Linked DNA regions of Homo sapiens: regions 2 and 3 are each linked to region 1. Evidence: chromatin loops called from intact Hi-C (ENCODE). Cell type or tissue: mammary epithelial cell. All regions are shown on one strand.

Evidence for each region. A loop is a pair of places that touch in the nucleus more often than their neighbours do. Peaks named below come from ENCODE experiments on the same cell type or tissue, not always from the same donor. Only the 100,000 strongest peaks of a DNase experiment are listed, where the experiment ranks them.
Region 2: it touches region 1 in a loop (12-fold over the local background); 4 of 110 quality-filtered maps call a loop at or near these places.
Region 3: a loop joins it to region 1, with 5 times the contacts of the local background. A loop is called at or near these places in 6 of 110 quality-filtered maps.

The regions. Positions count from the first base shown.
Region 1 is chr6:134,818,221-134,826,220 of GRCh38, forward strand. The region is part of intron 2 of LOC101928277 (a long non-coding RNA gene); the gene reads right to left. Among named protein-coding and RNA genes, the nearest start is that of ALDH8A1, 130 kb to the right of the region's middle. In mammary epithelial cell, a CTCF peak has its summit at 4,882 (motif pointing left); a DNase peak (open chromatin) is centred at 4,881.
Region 2 is chr6:134,360,225-134,368,224 of GRCh38, forward strand. No RefSeq gene overlaps it. Among named protein-coding and RNA genes, the nearest start is that of SGK1, 46 kb to the left of the region's middle. In mammary epithelial cell, no CTCF peak of the experiment used is centred here; a DNase peak (open chromatin) is centred at 3,297; H3K27ac peaks cover 2,703 bases.
Region 3 is chr6:134,433,575-134,441,574 of GRCh38, forward strand. The region is part of intron 4 of CT69 (cancer/testis associated transcript 69); the gene reads right to left. LINC01010 (long intergenic non-protein coding RNA 1010) reads left to right here and starts at 4,142. Exons shown (of 3, transcript NR_038217.1): 1 at 4,142-4,307. RefSeq lists enhancers at 2,328-3,527, 2,677-2,971, 4,129-4,188. In mammary epithelial cell, a CTCF peak has its summit at 3,985; DNase peaks (open chromatin) are centred at 2,797 and 4,017; H3K27ac peaks cover 2,350 bases.

The DNA of each region.
Region 1 (8,000 bases):
AGACAAAGATTAGCTGGGCATAGTGGCAGGCGCCTGTAATCCTAGCTACTTGGGAGGCTGAGGCAGGAGAATCGCTTGAGCCCAGGATGTAGGGGTTGCAGTAAGCTGAGATCACATCATTGCAGCACTCCAGCCTGGGCGACAGAGCGAGACTCCGTCCCCAGAAAAAAAAAAAAAAATGCCCATTAGAGTTCCTCAACATAAAAGATGGCCAATATAATCAAAGGCAAGTCTATGTTTTGGGAGTGGATTCAATGAACAGTCATTCCCTAAGCCTGTCCCATAAAGTGGAAAGTGGGCTCTACTTGTCACTTTCCATATCTTAACAGAATTTTCCAGACTATAAACACTAGCATGGTAAGAAAAAATATATCGTCTCATTAGGGAAAATACCCATTTGCTCACTTTCTCTCTCCTATATACCAGAAGTGTAAATAATAGGCATATATAAGTGTGCAAAATAGGCAAAATAATAGTCATATATAACAATATATTTATATTTCAATTTTTAGTTGTTTTTTAATCAAGAAATGCAATAAGAATACAGAAATCCCATAAATTGTTTTCCCATTTAAAAATAATTCTGGCCAGGTGCAGTGGCTCACATCTGTAATCCCAGCACTTTGGGAGGCTGAAGCGGGTGGATCACGAGGTCAGGAGTTCAAGACCAGCCTGGCCAAGATGGTGAAACCCCGTCTCTACTAAAAATGCAAAAAATTAGCCAGGCATGGCGGCACACGCCTGTAATCCCAGCTACTCAGGAGGCTGAGGCAGAGATTTGCTTGAACTCGGGAGGCAGAGGTTGCAGTGAGCCGAGATCGCACCACTGTACTCCAGCCTGGGCGACAGAGTGAGACTCCATCTCAAAAAAAAAAAAAAAAAAAAAAAAAAAAAAAAATCCTACCAACTACTTTGAAGAAATGTTTTAACTTTCATAATAGAAATTGTTAAACAAAAGTAAAGATAGCCTAATGAACCTCCTTCACCTGCCACCAGGCTTCAGTAATTGTCAACATTCTGCCAGTATTCTTTTCTCAGAAGAAATTTAAGAAGGGTGGAACCACAGGTCAAATTCAAGGAGTTGCTCAGCAGAGTTGCCCAAGACAATCTCCCCCCTCATTTTTCTTCATCTCCTCCACCAGCCCTTCTCTGACCCAACCAGGGATCAACTGCTTTTTGTGAACCAGATGAACTGTGCTTTGAACCATCACCATGGCAAATAGAAGAGGGTTTCTCATAACCCTGGTTAGGACATCTCCAAAGTCATGTTACTCTCTAGCACAAGACTCGTATCAGAAGCATCTTGGGATGACTCTGACATAAATATATTCAAGATCAATTTTAGAAATTGACGTACTACTCTGAGTCTGATACAGACATCCCTGTGACTCATAATTTCTTTTTTTGCCCAGGCTGCTTTATCAATACATGGAAAATGTAGTTCAGTCGCAGCTGCTAAAATTTACAAATATACTTCTATTTTGTGATGCTGTGTTTGAACTGATGTTGGTAATGTTACTGTTTTTATGTTCATGGGCAGTCTAATAATTTTTATATTTTGACTCATGTTAGAAATTACTCAACTCTGACTATTATCTTGATTTTTCCATCATTTTTGGTCAAGCATATTAACAATTTGGCTTGACTAAAGGAAGCTAGAAATGAATATAAGAAACACCAAGCCTTAGAGTAACTCAAGAAGGAAATAGACTTTCTGCATTGTTCCAAGGGAAAAGAGGAGACATTGGAACTTATGTTGAACTTGGTCTAGTAACCACAATAAAAGTGGTTACTCTGCTCTGAACTTGGAGTCCACAGCACCCATGGCTGGACTTTCTACCCTGAATTCAGTCCCTTAATGACTGAGCTTGCTGGCAGGCACCCAGTGTCTCAGCTGAAGATTACACCTCAGACCCTAAACTCTCCTAGCTCCCTAATTTCTCATTTTGGTTAAGTATGCCTGCAGAGACGACTTGCACTAATTCCCACTTAGACATACCCAGATTTGAGACTACATCCACTTTTCTTAACATACACATGTCCTTACCCCCCCTTAAAAAATGCTGACCTAGTTTAAGTTGCCATCCAAAATTTTTCTTATGTAAATCCCTACTACTACACACAACTGAGCCTTTATCACCTCTTAAAGTCCTCCAGGACTTTGCAGATATAGTCCATCTCATAAACTCCTTAGTCTTAGATAACCTAAGGCTCAGAACATCCTACGTCCTAATGAGGGTATCTCCAACTTCTGCTCATTTGTTCATTCAACCACTGGTAACATGTTCAAGGCACTAGAAGCTGTTATCAACCCACATACTTACAGTCCTGTAGAGGCAGAGACTTTGACACAGAAGGATGATACCTTGAGAAGTGTTAGCTCTTTTCCACCTGACTTTCCATTAATGACATGCCATAAACCTCCTCTTGACACCTAGCTCCAGCATGCTTCTTGCGGCTTTCTGAGTGAATCTTGGATAACATTGCTTTGCCCAGGAAGGTAACCTCACAAATAGGCTGTTCCTATTTCCACACATCTCAAATTCATCTAGTATGAAGCTTCAGAAATGACACCTGACATGGCAGATGTTCCTCTAAGCATCCCCATGGATGTCATAAACCCTCACCCCCAACCCTTCAGTCTCTCAGAGGTTCTAACACTTGCTTCATGCTAGTGAACTCAGGCATGTTCTTCATCTCTCTGAACCTCAAGAAGCAAATAACATTTTCCAGTGCACGTGGGAGAGGCAGGGGATGATGAATGAAGCAGCAGGCGCAGAGACCCCCACTGAGTGGCAGAGGTACTGTGAGGCTGCCTTTCTGACAATAACCCAGGTCTAGTGGGACTGGAGCCCCCAACAAAAACCGAGGGCAGATCCTAGAGGAGCACCATTCTTTATCTTCTTCTCAAGATTGGGAGGGACACGCTGTTCACACTAAACTCTGCATCTGGAATTTGGGCCTAGACATGCCACAAAGCCTTCTCCTCTTTCATGGCTCTGCTTCTTTCCAGACCACAGCAGCAATTGTCTCAAGAAACTCTGGCCATCCCTGTTGAGGGACCCAGGCAACAAGGCAAGTTTCTGGTTTTTTGGAGCTTCCAAGCCCTCGCTGAAACCATCTCTACCACCTTAAAAGCTTTAGCTGGCACGCTTAGGAAAGTCTTACGAAGTACATAGAGATTTCTTGGATCATTTTCAATTACTAAAGGAAGGTACCAATTGTTAAAGAAAACAAAAAATTACCCACAATGACTGTGAAGTCTTTTTATTCCCCACTCTAGGTAATTTGTTCTGATTACCACCGTTCCAAAAGACAAGATTACACACCAGTGAAGCAAAGAGATAAAAGGGGGAAATCTGTTCCCTGCTGAGGCCGTATCAGAGCTCAACCCGTGTTTGGAAGCAAAGGCAATTTTTTTTTCAGCCCTAATGAAGCCTTGTTAACTATGAACCCTGGGGCTGAACTGATCTAGTGAGAGGAGTTATTTGGTGGGTGGTGGAGGGGGTTTAACAGCGGATTGGTACATTCAGAGATTATTATCATTCTTATCTTTCTTCTTAAAGCAAAAGAACTTAAATATGTACTAAAAACTGTTCTCACTGGGGTATAGAAAGGAATTGGAAGAACAAAATTGAAGTCCATCATCTCCTTCAGACAGAAATATATATGACCCACATTTGTAAGAGACAGACTACGCCTTGCTTCTTTCTCCCCCCTATGTTGCCAGTTCTCTTTGTCAGCAACTCTCTTGTCCTACTGGGATAACGTTTTAACTGTGGTACATAGGTTAGAAGCACACTATTTGTTTACAAGGGGATAAATGGTTGTTGCAATTACCGTAAAAAGCAGCAAACAAATGACCTTCAGGACTTGCCAGGAAAAGCAGTGGGTCTTTCTATGTGTTGAAACAATCTGGGCTCCACTGATGGTAAACACGAGGCAGAGACATGGATCTGGATGTGTCCTCTGGGGAGGGGGCAGGGATTGACACAGTTACAGAATTTGATCCACCCCATATTCTTCCCTTGGAGTTTAATTTCCATATAACTGAAAACATCTGAAGCAAACAGAGAGAAGCACTGCTGGACAGACCCATATCACAAGAGTAGGCAAAAAAAAAAAAAAAAAAAAGGAGCTCAAACACAACAGCTAGGTGTTTGATGTCATTCAATGATTCAGTTATGACTTAAGCGAGCTTCGGAAGTCGTGCGTCAAATGATAACCTGCATGAGAGAACTCAGTATAGAGCTGGCCTCAAGCACAAGGACATAGTTCTACAACTACAGACCCTAAAAAAAATTCATCATGGAAAAAAAAATAATAGAATTTTTCCCCTGGAGAAGCTTATGTTTAGATATTAGATACGTAAAAGACTGAACTATTTGTATAACCTCTAAGATTCTTTCCAGCTCTACAATTCACTGCATACATAAATGGGAAATGTTTAGGCCCAGGAGGCATACCAATGTGTACAAGTATACTGTTATTCATTTGATTCTTGCCCCGTATGCTTTACAGAGTCTAATTATCTAAATGAGATTTGGTTAAATAAAAATTGATATTTCTGTATGACAAGTATATATTTACATAAAAGGCAATACATATCCCCACAGTTTTCATTAAAATGGAAAAATAAAACGTATTTTAAAAAGTAATTGGAGAAGTTTTAGAAAGCACCTGGTTGAGGATTTCTTTGTTTTACAAATGAGGAATCTCAGGGAATCTTGGAGGTCTGTTCCTTCCAGGCCTCATTCCAGGGAGGGGCAGATTTGGAACTAGAGCCCAGGCCTCCAGGCTCTCACGCCTCTGTGGTCCGTGGTCCGTGGTCCGGGGCTTAGGTTGGCCGGTAGGGGTAGGGTAATAAATCTCATTCGCCAAATGAGGAAACAGCGTCATCTAGTGGAAATTTATCAGCGTATTCTAGACATGCTGTTATCCCTAGCTCTGCTGTCCCTAATTTCCCAAGACAACATTTCTGGACCATTTTCTCTCCCCCATGTTTCCAAAGCCCAAGAATCTCCCAGTGGGGCCCCCTCCTACAACCTCCTCACCCCACAGCATATTTCAGTCTCTTCTCTGCCAAACTTTCCAACATAGCCCCAGGAATCAATCATTTGCCTCAAGGGCCACCGGGGCTGTTGTCCTTTGAGTGTTTTTTGTTTCAAGTTTTCATCAAAATAACCCTGTTAACCACGGCTTCAGGCCTTTACCAAATGGTGTGGCAAATCAATTCCATCATTTATGAAGATCCAGATAGATACTGCTTTTCATTCAGCCACACTGAGATGATCCTTGTTTTTCCCCTGCTACCATCAAGTTAGGACACTTTGGTTGCTTTTGAAATAATTCATCAGGGAATTTCCCAGGACAGTTCTGTGACCAAGCATGTGGACAAGCTTCAGTCAAAACTTAGGAGGTATTAAATAGAAAACAAAACATGTAACAAGTAATTATCCCATATGATAAATGTTCCATTATGAGAAAGCACAAAGGGAAGGGGGAAATTCATTCTGCTGAGGTTAGAAAAAGCTGCATGCAAGAGGAAACACTAGATCTGAGTTTTGAAGGAGATAGATGGGCCTTTGATTTCTAAAGAAATGGGTGTGGTATGCTAGGCAGGGGGAACAGCAGAAGCAAAGGTCAGGAGTCCTGAGAGTACAGCATGTGATAAAGGATCAGGGCCCAAGAAGATGGGTGGGAAGTGATGTGGAAGGCAGTTCAGGACTGGAACAGAAAGATGCTTAGATGCCATCGCAGAAAACTTTTTTTTTTTTTTTTGAGACGGAGTCCCACTCTGTCACCCAGGCAGGAGTGCAATGGTGCGATCTCAGCTCACTGCCACCTCTGCCTCCCAGTTTCAAGCGATTTTCCTGCCTCAGCCTCCTGAGTAGCTGGGATTACAGGCACACACTACCACGCCCAGCTAATTTTTGTATTTTTAGTAGAGATGGAGTTTCACCATGTTGGTCAGACTGGTCTCAAACTCCTGACCTCATGATCCGCCCACCTTGGCCTCCCAAATTGCTGGGATTACAGGTGTGAGCCACCACGCCTGGCCGAAAACTTGGATTTTAGATGCAATTAGACACTATCAAATTATGGGCCACAGCAAAAAAACTGTGTTTGAAGTCTCCAGGTAATAAAGTACTTTATTCATCCCAGCTGTTTTGAAGCTACTTTCTACATAAAATGGTTCCCTTATTTCATGGCTTGTGAAACAGGCTCTGAAAATGAATTATTTGTCAATGCAGGGACAGGAACTCAGATCTGTTGGCTCCCAGTCCATTTCTTCATAGTAAAGAGCTAAGAGCATGAAATGCTTATTAGAATAATTAAAAATTTTTAAATTAGAAAATCTTGTAGGTCTTCCTCTGATTTTTGTTCCTGTATAAATCCTCTAAAAGTATTAAATATATGTAATTGTCTTTTAATCATATCCCCCCATCCAATCCGAGTCTGCTATATAAATGAGAAAATAATCCAATAGGCAATCTATTTGAAAGCACTAATACGAGAAACAGAAAATTTTCAGACTAAAAGAGATGATAAAAGAGGCAAATGTAAACCACCATGGACTGAAGAATACAACATGAGAGAAGCAAAAGCTTTGTAAAGATTTCTAGGAAATTCTGATTCCATTGGTTTCATGAGGACATCAATCACACTGATGTTGTTACCGAAACACCAAGGGTTCAGTCTAGGTCCTGCTGCTGGCTGCACAGAAAACCAATCACTGAGATGATGACATGCCAAGGAAGAAGGCTTTAATTGGGTGCTACATCCTAGAAGATGGGGGCTCAGTCTCAAATCCATTTCCCTGGCCAGGCATGGTGGCTCATGCCTGTAATCTCAACACTTTAAGAGGCTGAGGCAGGCAGATTGCCTGAGGTCAGGAGCTTGAGACCAGCCTGGCCAACATGGTAAACCCCATCTCTACTAAAAATACAAAAATTAGCTGGGCATGGTAGCACACACCTGTAGTCCCAGCTACTTGGAAGGCTGAGGCAGGAGAATAGCTTGAACCTGGGAGGCGGAAGTTGCAGTGAGCTGAGATTGCACCACTGCACTCCAGCCTGGGTGACAGAACAAGACTCCATCTCAAAAAAAAAAAAAAAAATCCATTTCCCTTATCAACTGAAACGTGGGTTTATATAGCAGGGAGAAAAATGTAACAATGTGTAAGAAAACAGGAACTAGGGAGGGGCAAAGAAGAAATCATGACGAATGAGGGGTCAGGCATCTCATTGTCTGGATCTGGTGACTTCGTGAATTTCAGTCCTTTGATACTTTTTTTGAGAGGTATGAAAGTCCTTTCATAAGAAAGGAACTCAGATAAAACGAATATTAGTTTCAAGCTTTAAGACTAGAAAGGTCAATTTCTATGTTTATCAAAAAGAACTGTCTATGGGACCATTGGGTCAGTTTTTTTGTTTTGCTTTGTTTTGTTTTTTGAGACGGAGTCTTGCTCTGTCACCCAGGCTGGAGTGCAGTGGTGAGCTCTCCGCTCACTGCAAGCTCTGCCTCCCAGGTTCATGCCATTCCCTGGCCTCAACCTCCCGAGTAGCTGGGACTACAGGCACCCGCCACCACACCTGGCTAATTTTTTTTTTTTTTTTTTTTTAAGCAGAGATGGGGTTTCACCATGTTAGCCAGGAAGGTCTCAATCTCCTGACCTCGTGATCCACACGCCTCGGCCTCCCAAAGTGCTGGGATTTTAGGCGTGAGCCACTGCGCCCGGCCAGGGTCGGTTTTGATGTCAGAAAAGGATAGTACGTAGATGTCATTAAAAGACAATCATGGCAACCAACTCTAACTTGGTTATTTAGAGGCCAGCATTTCTTTCTTTCTTTCTTTCTTTTTTGAGATGGAATCTCGCTCTGTCTCCAGGCTGGAGTGCAGTGGTGCGATCTTGGCTCACTACAACCTCTGCCTCTGGGTTCAAGTGATTCTCCTGCCTCAGCCTCCCGAGTAGCTGGGACTACAGGTGTGCCACCACA
Region 2 (8,000 bases), 460 kb before region 1:
AGATTACTCAGTATAAGCCTGATGCTTAGGTAATGTAGTTTATGGTCCAATGGATGAGTAGTTTGAAGAGTTTGGTGTATGGAGTAGTAATTCTTATTCTTGGGATGCACTTTAACATTTGCAAATAATTACCCACTTTTAGCAATTTAGAAGCAGCAAAAAATAAAAAGCTTGGAGGAGCTAATGAGAAGACTTGAAAGTTTTGGGACGTGGCTCCAGTCTCTTGGGGTAGCCTGTCTGTTTGCTAGTGCTGGTCCTTTTAGATGCATCTTGGGTGGAGTTTTCCATGAATACAGGAAAGCTTCTAGAGCCTTTCTTTCCAAAATAAACCCTAATTCCATTTTCTTGGGTCTGCTTCTCCTTCAGGCCTTCCCATGTCAGTAAATGCCACCACTATTCACCTAGTTGCTCAACTGCAAACTTAGTTGTTATCCTTGACTCTTATCTTTTCCTCATCATTCTCCTCATCCAATTTATAAACAACTCCTGTTGGCTTTTTAAATTACCTTGACTTCAGTCAACCACCTACACTTCTACTACCCTAGTGCCAGAATCCATCATCTCTCACCTAGAATATTGAAAAAAACCTCTAAACTGATAACTTGTAACTTGAAATAAATTATTTGGATAAGCAGCTAGAGCAATCTTTTAAAATTGTAAAACAGGCCAGGCACGGTGGCTCACGCCTGTAATCCCAGCACTTTGGGAGGCTGAGGCGGGTGGATCACTTGAGGTCAGTAGTTCGAGACCAGCCTGATCAACATGGTGAAACCCCGTCTCTACTAAAAATACAAAAATTAGCCAGGCATGATGGCGGGTACTTGTAATCCCAGCTACTTGGTAGGCTGAGGTAGGAGAATCGCTTGAACCTGGGAGGCGGAGGTTGCAGTGAGCCGAGATTGCGCCATTGCACTCCAGTCTGGGCAAAAAGAGCGAAACTCTGTCTCAATAAAAATAAACTTGTAAAACAAATAAAGCCCTCTAATGGTTTCACATCATACTCAGAACAAATTCCAAACTCCTGCATGATCAGGCCCCTGTCAGTTTCTCTGAATTCATCTCTTACCTCCCCTGTCCAGCTCACTCAACTCTAGTCACACTGGACTTGCTGTTGTTCCCTAATCACAGAAGTTCTCTTCTATATTATGTTCTTTTTCTATATTATTTCCCCTGAGTAACATACTTTTCCTTTAGATTCTTGACCATCCTTGCTTCCTCATTTTCTTCTCACTGAACATCTCCTCTTTTGAGGGGCCATTTCTCACTATCCTGTTTATAAAAGAGCAGACCCTGTCTCCATCACCTTACCCTGATTAACTTCTTCATAGCATTTACCACTGTCTATCATTGTATATTTGTCATTGCTTGTCTACCTGGCCAGAACGTAGGCTGTAAGAGAGAGGATGTTGTCTCCTATCCCCAGCACCTAGAAAAGTGCCAGGCACTTAACAAGCCTTCAATCAATATTTGTTGAAGGAAACAAAGAACGTGAAGAATAAAAGAGACAAACATCTGTGAGACACCTGTTACCTCTTGCCTCCATCCAGATCTGGAGCCTTCTCAGATCTGATAGGTTAATCCTCCCAGCAGAGAAAACATTGCATATTCACCTGTTCAGCTAAAACAGAAATAAGCCACATTCAAATGCTAAAGAGGTAAAACAAACAAACAAACAAAAAAACGCACTTATTGCATATGGTCTCTAAAGCTCACTTTAAAATATATTTTTAACATTTTTCATTCTAAAGGCGATCTTCAGAATGCGGGTTCATCAGTTGGAAGGAAATTTGTACAATTAGATTTTCTCTAATTGATTATTTTCCTCACTGCTGCTTTTAGCCTCATATGTGATATCCTCAAAGGTGATTTTCTTCGAGCTCCTGCCAACATCCCCATATTTGTTTGCTAGGGCTACTGTAACAACAACAAAAAAGTATCACAGATTGGGTGGTTTAAACAAGAAAAATGTATTGATTCACACTTCTGGAGGCTAGGAATCTGAGATCAAGGTGTCAGCTGGGTTGGTTCCTTCGGAGGCTGTAAGGGAGAATCTGTTCCAAGCCGCTCCTAACTTCTGGTAGTTGCCGATGCATCCCCCGATCTCTGCCTTTACCTTCCCATGGCATTCTCCTTATCTGCTGGTCTGTGTTTGCATCCCAATTTCCCCTTTTTATAAGGATACCAGTCATATCGGATTAGAATCCACTCAATTGACCTCATCTTAACTTGTTTAAATCTACAAAGACTCTATTTCCAAATAAGGCCACATTCTAAGGAATGAGGGGTTAGGACTTCAACACATATTTTTGGTGAGGGGGGCACAATTCAGCTTATAACAATCTTTATCTATGCCTAGCCAATAATCACACTGAATGACAGGCAACGGCTCTCAGAACCATGGTCCACAGTATGTGTCATCCTGGCAATATATCTAGTAACCCAGTGAGGTCGATCATGTCAACCTCCAAAGAGAGGAGGCTGAGATGTCTATAAATATGGCCTCTATGTTCAAATGGCTGCTACAAGTGTGGAATGTTTGATATGGTTTGGGTCTGTGTCCCACCCAAATCTCATGTCAAATTGTAATCCCCAGTGTTGGAGGTGGGGCTTGGTGGGAGGTGATTGAATCATGGGAGCAGATTTCTCCTTTTGATGCTGTTCTTATGATAGAGTTCTCATGAGATCTGGTTGTTTAAGAGTGTGTGGCACCTCCCCCCTGCTCTCTCTTCCTTTTGCTCCAGCCATATGAAGTGCTGACTCCCCGTTTGCTTTCCACCATGATTGTAAGTTTCCTGAGGCCTCCCCAGAAGCCAACCAGATGCTGCCATGCTTCCTGTACAGCTTATGGAAACATGAGCCAATTAAACCTCTTTTCTTTATAAATTACCCAGTCTCAGGCATTTCTTTATAGCAAAGTCAGAATGGATTAATACAGTATTATTGAAATAAAAGTTCAAGTGCACTGGGATTATTTGGCCAATACATGTGTAAGCTATTGTCCCTTTATCCACCATGTGAGTTCCATTCCATTACCCAGTGTGACCTAAAAGCAAGAGCAAGAGTGAAAGTAAAGGAGAAAAAGAGTTCTAACAAATCTTAGCTTGATGTGCAAATGTTATAACCTTGATCTCTTTTCAAAACTTGTACCACCAGGTGACTGTTGATCATAAGTATGCATAGAGAGCTTACTAGTAATAACATGCACAGCATTCAAAGGATTCTTTGTATTGTTTCTTTGGATTCTATACTTGATCAGTTGCTCATCACTTATCTCTCTGCCTAAGGCATAGTAAATTGTCAGCGTCCATCCAAATGACTCAACTAATAACAAGCATCATGCTGGGCACAGTGAGATGACTCAGAGATGAAGCTGAGGATCAATCATGCTGTTCCCAAGGTCTGTGCTGGATAAATCAGCATTGGAAACCTAGATGCTGAGTATACCAGAGGTTTGATGAAAAATTATTTTAAACTTGCTGTATATTTGAAAATTTCTATAATAAAATGTTAAGAAAAAAAATCACATAAATCAGCTCCATGGGTTACTGATTTAGAATAAACAAACATGGTCTGTTAGTATTCATTCATCATAGAATATGATAAATGTTTAACTGTCCAGTTTTAACTGTCTTGATGATGTCTGGGTAAACAAAGCATCATCACTTCGTGGTTTGATATCTGTTACCTTATTTTTTTATTTTTTAAGACAAGGTCTCACTCTGTTGCCCAGGCTGGAGTGCAGTGGTGAGATCTTGGCTCACTGCAATCTCCACCTCCCAGGCTCAAGCAACCCTTGCAGGTATGGGCCACCATGCCCAGCTAATTTTTTTTTTTTTGCATTTTTTATAGAAACAAGGTTTCGCCATGTTGCCCAGGCTGGTCTCCAACTCCTGAACTCAAGCGATCCACCCTCCTCAGCCTCCCAAAGTGTTGGCACTACAGGCGTGAGCCACCACCTTGGCCTGTTCCCTTCTTTGAAATTATTGGGATGCAGGAAGAAGGCTTTTTGTTTTGTTTTATTTTGTTTGTTTAATTAATAGCTGCTAGATCCTACCAATCTATACATTTTTAAAAAACTAGCCTATCACTATTTTTAAATCCCCTCCTTTTATTTGTGCCCTGGTATGATGATAAGTTTGATAGCAAGGGTACCATAATATGGCACATAATAGTGCATTACTGCTCTGTGAGCTATCTTTTCCTCAGTCCTAAAGCAGAGTGGCTACGCAAGTAGTCTCTGGAGTCAGATTGCCTGGCTTATTAGAATTGCAGCTCAGTAGGACCTTGGGCAAATTGCTTAAGCTTTTCATGCCTTATTTCAAGTCCCTGCATCATATGACTGTTAGTGCCCAGAATAAAATGTAATCGGTTTAGCTGTCTCGCTCTAGAATCTTTATTTTATCAACCAACTGTCCTTCTCTCACTCTCCCTTTCTCTCACATCTCTATCTGTAGATCAACTCTTTCTTTATTTCTTGATCTTCCAAACCTCTTTCCCTCAGATCCACTTGTCAGGGACGTGCTGAGGGAAACAGGCTTCCTCCTGTCCTGCTAGTGACCCCTGAGTGGCTTTCATGGACCCCATTTTATTCCCTCTTCATTAGGAAAAAACAGCTTTTTTGGTTTCTGGAGCACCCTTAACATCCTGTTTAGGTCTCTCGACTTCACAAGTAACTTCTTTCTTTATCACCATGAGCTTTTCTTTACCTCCTGATCTTTTCTACAGTCAGGTCCCGGACTTCTGCAGTTCCTGGTCTATAGAGTCCCTTCAGATGTCAGATGAAACATTTAGTCAAATCTCTAACTTGACAAGCAATCAATGCACGAACATTTGTATTAGTGTCCATACGTTCAAGCCATCAGAAAGTGCACTCTACTTGGCTCCACAAAAGCAACACTTCAAGGCAACCATGATAATAATTAAAAAAAAAAACTTCATTAAACTACTGTATATGTAGACATGGGTTTTTAAATGCAAATTACAAAAAGTCTAACAATGTGTTTGTGACTCATATGTCAGTTAATGAAACAGTTAAAGGAAAACTCTAATGATACTGCATATTGTTATAATTTCTTATCTAATAGCCAAAGGAGGCAGACATGGAACACTTGACTGGGGGATTGATGGGGAGATGGACAACACAGAAAGGAACTTATAGTAATGAAGGAAGGGGCTTGTAGGCATTCCTCGGTTGAAGATAATGGTTTTCCTACTGTTTCCCTTAGAGACTTAAGCTGGGCTATGATGCCTCAGAAATGTATTATTATTATTGTTATTATTATTTTAGTAGAGATGGGGTTTCACCAAGTTGGTCAGGCTGGTCTCAAACTACTGACCTCAGGTGATCTATCCACCTTTGCCTCCCAAAGTGCTGGGATTATAGGCATGAGCCGCCGCACCTGGCCATATTATTAATATTAATAATAAAGTCCTGACAAAGAATTCTATTCATTTTTAGGAAATCATTTACAGAGGTAACTGATATTGTAGTCGTTGACCTTGTGCTCAAAATGCCCAATGTTCCTTTATGGATTTCTAAAACAGGAATCTGAGGACTGTCTACTCCATCAAGGATACCTGGGGTATACCTCTAAAACGCAGCTTCAAATTCAACAGGTGATTCTGATGCACCCTAGAGTTAGAGAGTCAATGCCTTTTGGATTTTGGGCCTGAATAGGGCCTATTGCCTATGTGAGAGTGCCATTCAGTAAAGTTGGAGTTGCTCAAGAAAATACAGTAGTCCCTTGGTATCAGTGAGGAAATTGGTTCTAGGGCCTCCTCCCAAACCAAAATCTGCAGATGCTCAAGTCCCTTATATAAAATGGCATAGTATTTGCATATAACATACACCATCCTCCAATACACTTTAAATAGTCTCTAGATTATACCTAATATAATGTAAATGCTATGTAAATAGTTTTCATATTTTTTATTTGTATTTTTTGTTGTATTGTTACTTTTTATTGTTGTTATTGTTTTTAAAATAGTTTTGATCTTTAGTTGGTTGAATCTTTGGATGCAAAACTTCTGGATACAGAGGGCTGACTATACTATTACAATGAGATGTTACACTTACATCAATAATGTTACTTAAACTTTTAGTTGTCTTATCATTTCTCAAAATCAACTTTTATAACTGTAGTGATTAATAAGATTAATTTTAAAAGGAGTTCTCTTAAAATATGAAATAACAGCAACTCATTAGCTAAATCCTGTGGATGCTATTCAACCCTTTCCTGGAAGCAGATGAAGCCCTCATTTGTAACTATGACCTTGCCCAAAATGGTGGAGCTTCTGCAAGTGGAGCCATCTCAAGTCAAGGGATGGTCTTAACCACCTCACCAGAGTCTCCTAATTCCCACTGATCTGTTGAGCTCTAACAAACATTAGAAGGAGAAAACTGAATAAGGGAATGCCTATTGTCTTCTTGGAATAGAAGGCCTCACTTAGCTCCATAAAGAGTTTACTCTGCCACCACATAGTCTGCACAAATAAAATGCTTTGGCTCTCTTTTTGTTCCCAAAAATATTGATTTGGGGACTTGGATATCTAGGAATTTATTTGAAGTACCTAAAATAGAGGTCAGTTCAGTTAATTATGCTTTTTTTCCTGTTTTTCACATATAACCCCTCTTAAATTTGCATTTCAGGCTACAGACTGGTAATTTTTTTTTTTTTTTTTTTGAGACGCAGTCTTGCTCTGTTACCCAGGCTGGAGTGCAGTGGCACCATCTTAGCTCACTGCAAGCTCCACCTCCTGGGTTCATGCCATTCTCCTGCCTCAGCCTCCTGAGTAGCTGGGACTACAGGCACCCGCCACCACGCCCGGCTAATTCTTTTGTATTTTTAGTAGAGATGGGGTTTCACTGTGTTAGCCAGGATGGTCTCGATCTCCTCACCTCATAATCTACCTGCCTTGGCCTCCCAAAGTGCTGGGATTACAGGCTTGAGCCACCAAACCCGGCCCAGACTGGTAGTTTTTAACCCAGGCTGAGTATTATAGTCATCTGGGGACCTTTGAGAAATTCCAACACCCAGACCCCACCACTAGAGAGAGTTCAAATTAATTGGTCTGGGGTGGGGCCAAGGCATCATATTTTTCCAATCTCCCAGTGATTCAAAGTGTAGCCAAAAGTGAGAACCATCACTTGCTTTATGATATAAGACTTATAAAAGTCAATTCTATGAAAACCATCCACCACCATCAACAAAGAAAACTATTTGATTTGACAGTATCCTAATAGTTGAAGAGCTCGTACAGGCATTATTCTTGTCTTGAGATTTTTGGGAGATTTGACTACATTCCACAACTTAGGTGACACAAGTAAAATTCCAGATTTTCCATCACACTGCGGTGACACAGTAATAACAATCCCCTCCACACACTTGTTTTTGTTTTTGTTTTTGTTTCTGTTTTTGTTTTTGCTTTTTTTGAGACAAAGTCTAGCTCTGTTGCCCAGACTGGAGTGCAGTGGTGTGATCTTGGCTCACTGTGATTTCCACCTCCCAGGTTCAAGCGATTCTCCTGCCTCGGCCTCCTGAGTAGCTGGGATTACAGGTGCCCATCATCACGCCTGGCTAATTTTTGTATTTTTAGTAGAGATGGGGTTTCTCCATGTTGCCCGGGGTGGTCTCGAACTCCTGACCACCTTGGCTTTCCAAAGTGCTGGGATTACAGGCATGAACCACTGCACCCAGCCCCCAAATTTATATATTCATATTTTTCACTAGCAGAATTCAACAGGAAATTCAGTCAGCAAAATTGCTTAGAGAAAGCAATTTGTTCGTAAAATTTCTAACCTCAAAGCTTTACAGGATTTGGCTTCTATGAAATCCAACAAGTGTAACAACATCAGCTGTGATATCTTTGTAGTTAGGTTACATTTAATTGATTTTGGGGACTTTAGTCTGCAGCAAATCTATGCCCACAGAACCAGTTGAAGCTGTGAAACCTCTGTCTTGCCACATATGTTTATATCCTTTAATAAAATAAAGCTAATA
Region 3 (8,000 bases), 380 kb before region 1:
ATTACAGGTGCCCATCACCATGCCACGCGAATTTTTGTATTTTTAGTAGAAATGGGGTTTCACCATGTTGGCTAGGCTGGTCTCAAACTCCTGACCTCAGTTGACCTGCCCATCTCAGCCTCCCAAAGTGCTGGGATTACAGGCGTGAGCCACCACGCCTGGCCAGATACCCGTAGTTTTTACCTCACGTCTCTTTTCTGTTCCAGGAGCCTATCCAGGATATCACATTAAACTGAGTTATCTGGCTGGGTGTGGCAGCTCATGCCTGTAATCCCAGCACTTTGGGAGGCTGAGGCAGGCAGATCACTTGACGTCAGGAGCTTGAGACCAGCCTGGTCAACATAGCGAAACCCCTTCTCTACTAAAAATACAAAAATTCGCGAGCATTGTGCTGCGCGCCTGTAATCCCAGCTACTCAGGAGGCTGAGGTGGGAGAATCGTTGGAACCTGGGAGGCAGAGGTTGCAGTGAGCCGAGATTGTGCCACCGCACTCCAGCCTGGGTGATAAATTGAGGCTCCAACTCAAAAGTAAATAAATAAATAAATAAATAAACAAACAAATTAAAAAATTGAGTTATCTTGTCTCCTTAAGCTCGTCTAGATTGTGACAATTTCTCAGACTTTCCTTATTTTTGATGATGGTGACAGTTTTGAGCAAGCTTGGTCATGTATTTTGTAAAATATCTCTCAGTTGGTGTTTCTAGAGTGTTTTCCTCATGATTAGACTGGGGTTATGGGTTTTGAGGAGATCACAGAGGTAAAGTGTCATCCTCACCACATCACATCAAGGGTACTTGCTATCAACACGACATCACTGGTGACGTTAACCTTGATCACCTGGCTGGGGTGATGTCTGTCAGCTTTCTCTGTTGTAAAGTTGCCCTCCGCCCCACCCTTTTCATACTGTATTTTTTGGAAAGGAAGTCACTATGTGGAGCCCATACTTAACAGGGTGGGGAGTTACACCAGAGTCCTTGAGTGGTGAGTAGAACGTTACAGCACAAAAAATTGCTTTTTGTGCACCCTAATGTATACAAATTTTTGAAAAATCACTTAGGATATTAGGGGATCCCAGAATGGAGTGCAGGCTATGACAAAACAATCTAAGTGTCTTACAGATGTATAAAATAATTTCCCTGAAGGAGGTGGGAGGAAAGTTGCTGACCTAAACAACTTTAGAAATGAATGGAGACTACAAGACCAAAGGCAAAATAAACTGTATGTAAGCACTGTATTCTCGTCAATAAAGTTGCATCTCAGGAGTATAGTTTGATTTTGAGGGCGTTATTCATGTGTACTGGTATTGAGCAAATAAATGAGTGGATGGTGGATGGTGGGAGCCAGGTTTCTCACTGTTGGAGTGGAAGGTGACATACAAAGACAGGAAAGAGGCTAGAATGATCCATGTGGTATAGGATTAGAGTTGAGACAACTGTATGCACTCACATTTAGCTTAATATAGATACGAATAATTACATATATAAATACTTATAGATATGTGTACATATAATTATTAGAACACACGTATATATTTCCCTGTTCTGTCAACATTCCAGTAGCAAGAAGATCTTGATTTCTTTTATTTATTTATTTTTTTGAGATGGAGTCTCGCTCTGTCCCCCAGGCTGGAGTGCAATGGTGTGATCTCGGCTCACTGCAACCTCCACCTCCCGGGTTGAAGTGATTCCCTGCCTCAGTCTCCCAAGTAGCTGGGATTCAAGGCGCCCACCACCAAGCCCGGCTAATTTTTTGTATTTCTAGTAGAGACAGGGTTTCACCATGTTGGCCAGGCTGGTCTCGAACTCCTGACCTCAGGTGATCTGCCTGCCTCAGCCTCCCAAAGTGTTGGGATTACAGGCGTGAGCCACTACACCCGGCCCCAATCTTGATTTCTAATACCATTCTCCAATGGTTACTTGGAGACATGGCTGATTTTAGGACGGGGAAGGGAATACCTAAGATAAGCCTGCAGCATCTTGTAGTTCCAGAAGGCAAGGAGGCACTCAAATGAGAGCAAAAAATAAAAAAATTAAAAAAAAATCCACAGTGATGGGAATATGTCAAAAAGACACACGGCTGAAAAAGTTCCCAATGGCCAAAACTGAAACAATTTAAGCAAATCAATCAATCGATCAACAGTGCGCTGTTGGACTATAACTCAAAGCTTAAGATAAATATCCACATGCCCATACTGATGAAAATAAGTGATTAAAGAACTGAACAAATAGGAGAGAGTAGACAAATCCTCAGTGCAGAAGAATTCCAAATGATTTTTGTAAACCTAATTTTTATACCTATAATTTTCATTTCAATGTCATAGAAAACTAAGTGAATTACTATGAATACTATATTTGTAGAGGAAAGACTAAGGGATGGTAAGGCTGCAGAGCATCCTGTAATTAAAATGAGAAAACCGAAAGTCAAACAAAGTCATCAGTGGGCAGATTTTTATATACTTCAGCCTTAGGTTTCCTTGGTAATAACCCTATCTGGCAACTACTACTTATTCCTACATAGATCTTAAGAACACAGCTCTCTGGAGTCTCCTCATACCTATTTGAATAACGAGGTGTATGTGTCCTCATACAAGAGCACATTCACTTCCACCTATGCACACCCTCGAGAAGAGAAAGGAATGGAATATTTTTGTTTTTATTTGTAGCTAAAACAAGATTTCACTGTTTACTAGTTTCTAAATACCAAAACAATGATGGGATTCTGTCATCTTCCTGGTCACTTACTGCTCATCGCTCACTGTGTGGGGAGTGCAATGAGTCAGTGGCAAATGCTCTGCAGACACGCCCCTTGTTCATCTGAAACGCACAAAGGAGGGGTGGGCTGTGTGACTAAGCCTGTGTGTGGATTCTTACAGTAAGTTATGTTTCTGAGAAACAGGCACTAACAATAGCTCATTTAAAAAACAAAACACAACGAAATAAGCACCATTACAATTGGTGAAAAACATGTTTAATCTTTTGCCTAAGAAAGTTTTGATAGCCCAACATAATTGAAATGGTGGCTATGCATCGTTCCACCCTAGTTACTCTTAACGGCATGTTTTGAGTCACCAAACGTGCGTCCTGCTCAGCCTTGCCCAGGCAACTGTGAACGACAGCCCTTTCCAGAGGACCTCAGAATGACAGGGGCATGTCACAGCACCTTCCTTTCTTCCAAGAAATGCCAGGTCACAGGGGGTGTTCACTTATTCTCAAGTGACATTCTTGTCCTTAAAATATTTTTTTCCTCCATTATGGTTGTGACAATTGTTAGCATAAATATTAGCCTGAAAGAAGGACAATTCTTATGAAGCCCAAATTGGGTTTAAGTTATAAGTAACAGTTGTGTTTTTAAAAAATAACTCATCCTCATCATACAACCAGATAAAGTAGAAATCAATTGTCATATAAGATATACAAAATTTGGGTATAAATAAAAAGATAACAACTGGATTAAAATGATCCTTTGCCATATTTTACTCTCTTGGAAGTGAACTCTGAGCATACATATAATGATATGCCTAAAAAGTGTCAATGACACAGCTATTTTCAATGAAATTAAGGAAATAAAAGACCCAAAATGCTCATACTTAAGATTTGTTAAACCTTATCCCTGGTCAACATTCTATGCAGATCTGAAACTGAAACTATTGCAAAATGATGCAAGACTGTAAGTACTCTCTGGAGTTTGGGTGCATTATTTTTGTAATTCCTTTTATGTAATGGAACTATTTCTTTTTCCAGGGCCATATAAACACCTGAAGAGAGGACGATGTCAGGTCGACAGATTGTGGAATTTAGATTCAGCACCTAAGCTATTTGAGGTTGACACTCACTGAAATCTTGAGTGTTTGCACCTGCTGTGGAATAAGTCATTGTCCTTGGACACCTTACAAGGTGGAGTTTGTGCACATTTGGGAAGAAGGAGGCGGCTGGCAGAGTGACTTCCTTATCGACCCACTCACCAGCATCTCCATCTCCCTCAGGGGGTGCTGTCCACCCACCGTGTTTTGTTTACATCAGTAGCAAAGACATATGAATCATCTTCCACTTTTTAGCTATGAATGAAGAAGTAACCTCTGACACCCACTAGTGCGACTGGCCCTTACATGCTGGTATATGTCAGACTCTTAGCATCACTCTCATTTCATACTGCTGTTGATGATGTGAATTTTGGAAATATTCTCCCCTATTGGGTCTTTCTCCATGACAGATGATGTCCTTTGGCTTCGGTTTTTTGCCTAAGAACTGTAAGTGGTGCTTGCTAGCCCTACTAAGAATCCTGCCATTGTTGCAAATTTCAGAAAAAAGGTAATGCATTTAAGGAACTTTTCCCTTTGTTACAATTATTTTCTTTCTATATTAAGTAGCTTATAATTAGGATAAAGAGATTACAGAAACAGGGATGGAGAAGGACGGGTTGAGGGGAGGAGAGAGAGTGCTGGAGAGACAATATCATCACTAGGAAAAGACATGAGTAAAAAAATAGCGCAAACAAGAATTATGCTCCTCAAAAAAGAGCTTTCTGGTCACCTTGCAAGGATTCTATAAAAGTTACAGGTTACAATCGAAATAAGTAAAATATTTAGTTAACAAGGAAATGTGCATCGTGCACATAATTACTGAAAGTTATTACCAGTCACTGTGGTAGGAACTGGGGATTAGAGAGAGAACGGATCTGTAGTTCTAGCCTCAAGGAGTTACTGTTTAGCATTAGAGGCAAAATGAAAAAGTACTCATTGTTTCTGCCCATGTTTGCAAAAAGGGGACAAGTTATTGGTCCCCAAAGTAAATGAGATAATGAGAAAAAACTTCAGGGAAAAAACTGAGAATACTATAGCTGATTAACTTACTGTTTAGTTCTCTTAAAAATATCTACCTTCTTATCATTATAATTCTGGAATGAAAATCAGGAGGACTGCCTAGTACTGCCAATTCTGACAGTGATCTGGTAAGACATTTTCAATTATTTCCTCTGTAAATGTTTTAATATCAGATTAGAAATGTGTTTCTACTTTCTAATTTGTAACGTAAGACTTCAAAATCTGTTTGAAAACTACTGTAGAAAGTCTGTGTTGAAGGATAAAATTCCCCGATATTTTAGAATGGACTCTTTGCATTCAATTAATTTATTAGTTAAAGACAGTGATTAATGCATCCTAAAATATTTAGGGATGTAGTCTTTTCTAATTATTTCACTATAGCATAGAAGAATTGCTATTAAGAGTTGGCCAACAGGCCAGGTGCAATGGCTCATGCCTGTAATCCCAGCACTTTGGGAGGCTGAGGCTGGATCACTTGAGCCCAGGAGTTTGAGACCAGCTTGGGCAAAATGGCAAAACTCTGTCTCTGCAAAAATACAAAAATCAGTCAGGCATGGTGGCTTGTGCTTGTAGTCTGAGCTACTCAGAGTTGGGGGCTGAGGTGGGATTCGCCCGGGAGAAACGAATAGAGAGGTCTGGGTATGCAGGGATATAGGGTCAGGTTACCAAGTTAGCTGAGCACATCGGGTCCCCTGTGGATATTGCCACTTCAAAGAGGCTCAAAAGCTCTGAAATTTTATGAAGAATTTTCTCAGGTTTGGCAGATACGAAACTGTTGAACACTGTTAGAGAAAAATGGGGAAAAGTAAACTAAGGCCTATCCAAATTATTATTTTGAATTGCGTAGCTCAAGATGATTTGACCATCACATTAAATTTGTCCAATTAATTTGTCACATTAAATTTGCCAAATTAAAAGTGTATCATGTAGTGACTGATAGTAAACTAAGTACATGAAATTATGGGCATTCAGAAGATTTTTAAAGAACTGATTGGTTTTACTTTGGAACAGTAACAATGCAGTGAGGCATCTTGGGACAAAGATTGGAAGAGGAAGAAAGCCAGAGAATTGAGCCTGACATTTGGGAGCCACTTTTCCCCTTGAACAACAATAATAATGGCCCTTAGGCTTTCTGCGGAAAGGAGGGTGTTTGTTTAAAAAACAAAAAGACAGAGACATATACAGAGACAGAGAAAAAGAAGAAAGGAAAAGCAAAAAGATTCCAGAAATAAAGGGGAAAATATAACCCTTACCATGGAGGAAAATTACAATTCACTTGGATTAACCATAAGAAGATTAAAAAGTCATATATTGACCAATTTTAATGTTTTCTGGAAGAAGAAACACACCTTTTCACACTGTGAGCTGTACAGAAGCCGACTCTGTGGTTTTTGGTGTGTAAAAACATATAGTAATAATAATTATACCACTTTACACCTTTATGGTGTTTTGGGTTTACAGATTCTCCATACAGTTAATCTATTTTGGGTTTACAGATTCTCCATACAGTTAATCTATTTTGATCTTCATACCAAACCTATTCTAAATTGGGGTTTAGAGGAGGTGTGAGGCTGACAAAAAGATGTTCTGCTTTTTGTTCAGGACCTGTGCTCAGGGCTGTGTTCTCATTTTGAGGTTGGATTTTGTACACTCACATTTTCATTTATCTCTCTAGTGCTCAAGATATTCACAAACTTTTTCACTGTCAGGGATGCATAAAAGAACAATACTTTATTAGAGCTATATTCTAAGCCAACTGGGTCGTCGTACCTTAGATTCAAAGTTAGATTATGGCTCAAAATGAATCCTTAGCGTATTTCTGGTGTTCAAAAAGAATAGGTTGAAGCCGAGACGGGTGGATCACTTGAGGCCAGGAGTTCGAGACCAACCTGGCCAACATGGCAAAACCCCGTCTCTACTAAAAACACAAAAAATTAGCCAGGCATGGTGGCGTGCGCCTGTAAATCCAGCTACCTGAGAGCCTGAGGCAGAAGAATCGCTTGAACCTGGGAGGTGGAGGCTGCAGTGAGCCGAGATCATGCCATTGCACTCTGACCTGGGTGACAGAGTTGGACTATGTCTCAAAAAAAAAAAAAAAAAAAAAAGAATAGGTTATTTTATATTTCCTGAATTACATGTAGTTGTAATGCCTTGCTCAGGATCTTGCCTATAGTGGCAAAGAAATATTGCTTAAAATCGACTCTTGAATTACACTAGCATTCTGTAGGCACCATATCAAACATCTAGGACAGGGGTCCTCAATCCCCAGGCCGCTGACCGGTACCAGTCTGTGGCCTGTTAGAAACCAAGCCACACAGCAGGAAGTGAGCAGGGGGCAAGCATTACAGCCTGAGCTCCGCCTCTTATCAGATCAGTGGTAGCATTAGCTTCTCAAAGGAGTGCAAACCCTACTGTGAACTGTGCAGGTGAAGGATCTAGCTTGCGCATTCCTCACAAGAATCAATGCCTCATGATCTGAGGTGGAACAGTTTCAACCTGAAATCATCCCCCACATCCCACCCCACCCCAGTCCCATCTGTGGAAAAATTGCCTTCCATGAAACTGGTCCGTGATGCCAAAAAGGTTGGGGACCACTGGTCTAGGACTTACCCGGTAAGTTAAAGACAAACCTTTAAGGAATTTTCAATTTAGTATCTTGATATCCCTATGTGAAGATATTGGAACTCATTCATATTTTTTGTTTATTTTGTTTTTGTTTTTTGTTTTGAGACCGAGTCTTGCTCTGTCGCCCAGACTGGAGTGCAGTGGCATGATTTTGGGTCACTGCAACCTCCGCCTCCCAGGTTTAAGTGATTCTCCTGCCTCAGCCTCCTGAGTAGCTGGGATTACAGGCGTGTGCCACCACATCCAGCTAACTTTTGTATTTTTAGTAGAGACAGGAATTCACCATGTTGGCCAGGCTAGTTTTGAACTCCTGTCCTCAAGTGACCCACCTGCCTCGGCCTCCCAAAGTGCGGGGATTATAGGCATGAGCGACCGCCTCGGCCCTCATATTTGGTTTTGCTTATATGTCTTATAAGATTATTTCATAATGGTTATCTGCTTCTAAATCTGTTAACTTAGTTTTGCTAAATGTAGTTCAAACAAAATTTATCTTTGGATTTTCATTACCTTTTTGGCTTGTCACAATGAACAACAGGGATTGATAACAAGAGAAAAA